2 separate regions of the Homo sapiens genome follow, and region 1 is linked to region 2. Evidence: read pairs that join two places in POLR2A ChIA-PET (ENCODE). Cell type or tissue: IMR-90. All regions are shown on one strand. Links, peaks and the distances in the headings refer to the core of each region. The heading gives the core; the rest is flanking DNA. Region 1 overlaps TPST2 (tyrosylprotein sulfotransferase 2). Region 2 overlaps CRYBB1 (crystallin beta B1).

Region 1 (2,883 bases), core at 1-2,500, 57 kb after region 2:
AGAGCTGCCCAAGATTGACCCAGGACACCCAGCCTTTGAGTGGGGGAGCCAGGATGTGACCCCCAGCCTCATCAGTCCCCACCCCTGGCTAGTCCCTAACAGAGTGCTGAACTGGGCCTCTGAACGGGAGACTGGGACAGTGTGTGGGACCCTGCTTTGATGGTTTTAGGTAAAAAAAAATGCAAAGCAAGACAGGGAGGAGAACACAGGCTCTGGAAAGAGAGAGACTTGAGTTTTCCTTCTAGCTCCCCTGCCTCCCAGCTGCATGGCCTTCGGCAGGTTCCTTTACGTCTCTGAGCCCCAGGAAATGGATGGTTAATAAGGGAGGGTCAAATAGGGTCAATGGTTAAGACAAAATGCAATGATATATGTAAAACCCTTAGTTCAGTGCCTGGTATATAATAAGGGCTCTAAGTCTGAACTAATGTTTTTTTGTTTGTTTGTTTGTTTGTTTTTTAGGCAGAATCTCTCCCTGTCACCCAGATTGGAGTGCAGTGGTGTGATCTTGGCTCACTGCAACCTCTGCCTCCCAGGCTCAAGCCATCCTCCCACTTCAGCCTCCCAAGTAGCTGGGACTATGGGTGTATTATCATCAAGCCCAGCTAATTTTTGTAAAGAGAGGGTTTTGTCTTATTTTCCAGGCTGGTCGCAAACTCCTTTGCTGTAGCAATCCATCCCCCTCAGCCTCCCAAAGTGCCGGGATTATAGGCATGAGCCACCATGCCTGGCGTGAGCCACTGTGCCTGGCCTGAGCTAATATTTTTAAGGCTGCATGCCAGCCTCCCTGCCCTTTTTCCCTCTTGAACCACTCTTCATGCTTTTTATGCTCAAGCAGTGTCCAGAGCTTCAGAATTATTTTTCCCTTACTCACACCCCATTGGAATCTGGAGGGCTTTCTTGGCTGGCTTCCCCCCGCAATAGGTCAGAGGTCCCTGATTCCCAGGGACCCTGCCCAAGAGACCTGCGTCTCCCCAGCTCTGCAGAAGGTTGAGGCGTGGTGGGTGGGAGTTGGTGTGGTCAGCGTGGTCTGGTAGGGTTGGGAATAGCCATGGCAATGGAATGTTGGGAGCTGGTTCCCATGGGGAGGAATTGCAGGGCTGATGGCTGAGCCTGAGCACGTGGGCACTGGGCCCTGCTCCAGGGCCACTCTGTAAGTGCAGTGACCTCCTGAGCTGGCTTTGTGCACTGCCAGCTCCCCGCTGTTGTCCCCTCCCTGCCCCCCTGCCGCTTTTCTCTTGGGAACCTCCTGATCTGCTGAGCTTGGAGAAATGATGATTTAGAAAGTTCCTATAGATTTGAGCCAAAATTCAGTGTGGTCTCAATGCAAATGTCACTCCCTTCTTTCCTTCTTTAACCCCTGGGGAATGCCTCCACCTCTCATCATGGGCATTTGCTTCTGAGCCTTTATCACTGGTGTCATTGTCTCACATACTGGTTTCTTGGCTCCCCACTGGAATGTCAGCTCTATGAAGGCAGGAACCTTTGTCTGTTGCCCTTGATGTATCCCAGTATCTTGAGCAGGGCCCCGCACATGGTACTTGCTCAGTAAACATTGGTGGAATGAATGAATCTGAGTCTAAGGGGATCTCTTAGATTGATTAGCCCCTCCCTTCCAGGGACATTTCAGGGTCAATGGAAAGAGGGAGCAAAGTTTCCTCCCATGGTCTCCTGCTGCCCATTTGTTTTTTTTGTTTTTTTTTTTGAGATGGAGTCTTGCTCCATCACCCAGGCTGAAGTGCAGTGGCATGATCTCGGCTCACTGCAACCTCTGCCTCTCAGGTTCAAGCAATTCTCCTGCCTTAGCCTCCTGAGTAGCTGGGAGCTCCCAAGCGCGATCCCCCACACCCGGCTAATTTTTTTTTTTTTTTTTTTTTAGTAGAGAGGGGGGTTTCACCGTGTTAGCCAGGATGGTCTCGATCTCCTGACTTCGTGATCCACCTGCCTCGGCCTCCCAAAGTGCTGGGATTATAGGTGTGAGTCACCACACCTGCTGAAATGAAACCCCGCTGTTTCCAACAACCGATTCTGGCTTAATCTGATTATTTTTTTTTTCTTTTTTCTTTTTCTTTTTTTTTTTTTTTTTTTGAGACGGAGTCTTGCTCTGTCGCCCAGGCTGGAGTGCAGTGGCATGATCTCGGCTCACTGCAACCTCTGCCTCCCAGGTTCAAGCGATTCCTCTGCCTCAGCCTCCTGAGTAGCTGGGATTACAGCCACGCGCCACCATGCCTGGCTAATTTTTTGTATTTTAGTACGGAGGAGATTTCACTGTGTTGGCCAGGATGGTCTCGATCTCCTAACCTCGTGATCTGTCCACCTTGGCCTCACAAAGTGCCGGGATTACAGGCGTGAGCCCCTGTGCCTGGCTGCTGCCCCTGTTTTATGAGCCGCATGACACCACGCTAGGGTTGGCACCTTGGAGGCAGAACCGCATTTGGAAACTGGCCTTTCCTCTTACTTGTTGTTTGGCTTCTGCTAATCACTCCATCTCTTGGAGCTTCAATTTCTTCACTTCTCAGATGGGGATAAAAATCTCCACCATACAAGGATTTGCTGAAAACAAGAGCCAGCAGGCAGGTAGCACTTGCTCTGGGCCAGGTGCTGTTCCGACATGCCCTAATTTATTTATACCTCCCAGCACTCCTGCAAGACTAGTTTCTCATTTGCGCTAGGCACATTTCAAAGTGCCCTTCTAGGAGGTGTTACAGGCTGCGTATCCCTTTATCTGAAATTCTTGGGACTAGAAAGGTTTTGGATTTCAGATTTTTTTTTCTTTTGAGGCAGGGGCTCCCTCTGACACCGAGGCTGGAGTGCAGTGGCATGATCATGGCTCACTTTAGCCTTGACCTCTGGGGTTCAAGTGATCCTCCTGCCTCAGCATCCCAA
Region 2 (2,913 bases), core at 279-2,778:
ACAAAAGTGGTATTATTATGTTGCTATTACACCATTGTCTGCTGGAGGTTCTGGGCTAGTGGTCTTTTCTCTCTTTGTTACAAAAGAAAAAAAGGAGAGATTAGTAAGTGTTAAAGGCACATTAACATCAAACGAGCCTTTCTCCTAGCTGGCGTCAAGTTTCAAATGTCTATGTGTTCCTTGGCTCCAAGTCCTGATAGTACTTGAAGCATGTATGAACCTTACATCTAGAGAAACAGTGTGCTCAGATAATCACACACATTTATCTCACTTAATCCTTCACCAACTCCAAGGAAACAGGCATATGAGTGTAGATGAGAAACAAAGGCTCAGAGAGGTAAAGTCACTTGCCCATAGTCACACAGCCTGTAAGTGTCAGAGCCTAAAATCAAACCCAGACATGTTCAGCCCCCTTTGGACTTTCCTACTGTCCTCAGGGCTGCCTTGCCAGGGGAGAGAGAAAGGCAAGTAGGGAGTGGGGGCTTCTACTAACCATATGTCTCCTGTCTGCCTCATGGTCCTTCTTGTATCCAGCTGGGTCGCCTTTGAGCAGTCCAACTTCCGCGGGGAGATGTTCATCCTGGAGAAGGGCGAGTACCCTCGCTGGAACACATGGTCGAGCAGCTACCGCAGTGATCGGCTCATGTCCTTCCGGCCCATCAAAATGGTGAGTGGCTCTCCGGCTGGGGCTGGAGAATCAGCCAGGCGGGGCAGGGCAGGTGTAAGTCTGAGATCTGACAAGGGCAAGAAGGAGATGATGGTGGGTAGGGAGGCGTGGCAGCCTCCGAGTTGTCAAAGGACCGTGGATTCTTGAGCTCATCAATTCATCAGTGTCCTTAACACACTCACTACATACCCAGCTAGGAACCCTGGGCAAATGATAAGCACAAAAGCTTCCAAGTTAGAGCTAAAAACTTCAGCATCTTCCTTGATTCTCTTGATATCCCTGGCTGCACATTTAGACCTTACTGGGAGCTTTTTTTTTTTTTTTTTTTCCCAAAGATGGGGTTTTGCTGTGTCCCCCAGCCTGGTGTACAGTAGTGTGATCATAGCTCACTGCAGCCTTGAACTCCTGGCCTCAAGTGATCCTCCCGCCTGGGCCTCCTAAAGTGCTAGGATTACAGCCGTGAGCCACCATGCCAGGCCTGGGAAAACTTTTCAAATTTCAGTGCCCATTCGAAACACCAAACATGCTGGTTGCAGATCATGCAATGGCTAAGAAGAGGGATATTGTAGCCGGGCATGGTGGCCCATGCCTGTAATCCCAGCACTTTGGGAGGCTGAGGTGGGTGGTTACCCAAGGTCAGGAGTTCAAGACCAGCCTGATCAACATGACGAAACCCCGTCTTTACTAAAAATACAAAAATTAGCCGGGCGTGGTGGCGCATGCCTGTAATCCCAGCTACTAGCAAGGCTGAGGCAGGAGAATTACTTGAACCCGGGAGCCAGAGGTTGCAGTGAGCCGAGATCATGCCATTGCACTCCAGCCGGGGTGACGGTGCCAGACTCCATCTCAAAAAAAAAAAAAAAAAAAAAGGAGAGGGATACTGTAGAAACGCAGCTTGAACCTCTTAATAATAAGACAATATACTGAATTAGTTTCTTATAATATTTAACTAAGTCAACTTCCAGAAGATTCAAGGTCAAAATGGTGGCGATATCTCCAAGTGATTCACAGTTTTTTCCAGAATTAAGTTGATGATGAGTCATGAACCAGCTACATCTTACTCACCAATGTTAGTTGCTGATGGTAACCGACTTTTGTCTTCCATGATGGGAACATTTATAAGAATTTTCATGAATGTGCATTTGAGGCTATCAAGTGCCAACCACCAGCTGTTTTGACATCACCAAATTTATCTTAATGGATTATTCAAACAGATCATTCCCAACACTTTTCGCAGAATGTAAGACTGAATTATTTGCCTTCATGATGCACTCTCTGTAAGAATTCACAGATGTCTCTCTCAATCATTGAATGGTTCTTATATGCCAACCTATGTTAAGGGGTTTGTTTGGAAGAGTGATCAACCAGGGCATTTCCAGTAGCTTCTAGAAGCTTGCTATTCAACATAATAGGCAGTAGCCATATGTGGCCATTGGACACTTGAATTTTGGCTAAATGGAGATGTGTCATAAGTGTAAAATACATATTAGGTTTTGAATACATAGTAAAAAAAATTTTAAAGAATGTCAACAATGCATTGATATCATTATATTGGTTACATATTGAAATTATAATATTTTAGGTATATTTGTTTAAATAAAATATGTTATTAGAAATGTTTAGAAATCTCAAAGCCTAGACCCCACCCCAGACCAATTAATTCTGAATCTCTAGGGCTGGAACTCCGGCACTGCTATCTTTTCTATGCCCTCTAAGTAGTCCGTCTGTGCAGCCAGGGCTGAGATCCAACCATCTAATTCAGGGGTGCCCAATATTTTGGCTTCCCTGGCCCACGCTGGAAGAATTGTCTTGGGCTACACATAAAATACACTATCACTAACGATAGCGGATGAGCTTTAAAACAATTGCAAAAAAAATCTCATAATGTTTTAAGAAAGTTCACAAATTTGTGTTGGGCCACATTCAAAGCCATCCTGAGCCACATGTGGCCTGCAGGCCGCAGGTTAAATAAGCTTGGTCTAACCCTTCCTCTCTCTGCCCTGCCACAGTCCTGGTCCAGGCCACCATCATCTCTGACCTGGTCATCTTCAGCTCTCTCCCTGCTGGGTTCCCTGACTCCTTTCCAGCCCCCTGTCGTGGGAAGTTAGAGGGATCTTTTCAAAATAAAAAAAAAAAATAAACCTGACCATCTTCTACTTGAACCCAGACATTTTGGTTGGCCTGTTTCTATTTTCCTTTTTTTTTTTTTTTTTTTTTGAGACACATCTAACTCTGTTGCCCAGGCT

What was found. Peaks named below come from ENCODE experiments on the same cell type or tissue, not always from the same donor. Only the 100,000 strongest peaks of a DNase experiment are listed, where the experiment ranks them.
Region 1: POLR2A ChIA-PET joins it to region 2 with 7 read pairs; 10 of 35 experiments call an interaction of 5 or more read pairs at or near these places.

Annotation. Positions count from the first base shown.
Region 1 is chr22:26,548,859-26,551,741 of GRCh38, reverse strand. The region is part of intron 1 of TPST2 (tyrosylprotein sulfotransferase 2); the gene reads left to right. Among named protein-coding and RNA genes, the nearest start is that of MIR548J, 5.0 kb to the left of the region's middle. RefSeq lists a silencer at 1,145-1,439. In IMR-90, for the core only: no CTCF peak of the experiment used is centred there; a DNase peak (open chromatin) is centred at 1,001; H3K27ac peaks cover 1,445 bases.
Region 2 is chr22:26,605,643-26,608,555 of GRCh38, reverse strand. It overlaps CRYBB1 (crystallin beta B1), which reads left to right. Exons shown (of 6, transcript NM_001887.4): 4 at 535-667. It also overlaps a transcript of CRYBA4 not described here. Among named protein-coding and RNA genes, the nearest start is that of CRYBB1, 11 kb to the left of the region's middle. RefSeq lists an enhancer at 516-1,158. In IMR-90, for the core only: no CTCF peak of the experiment used is centred there; a DNase peak (open chromatin) is centred at 1,695.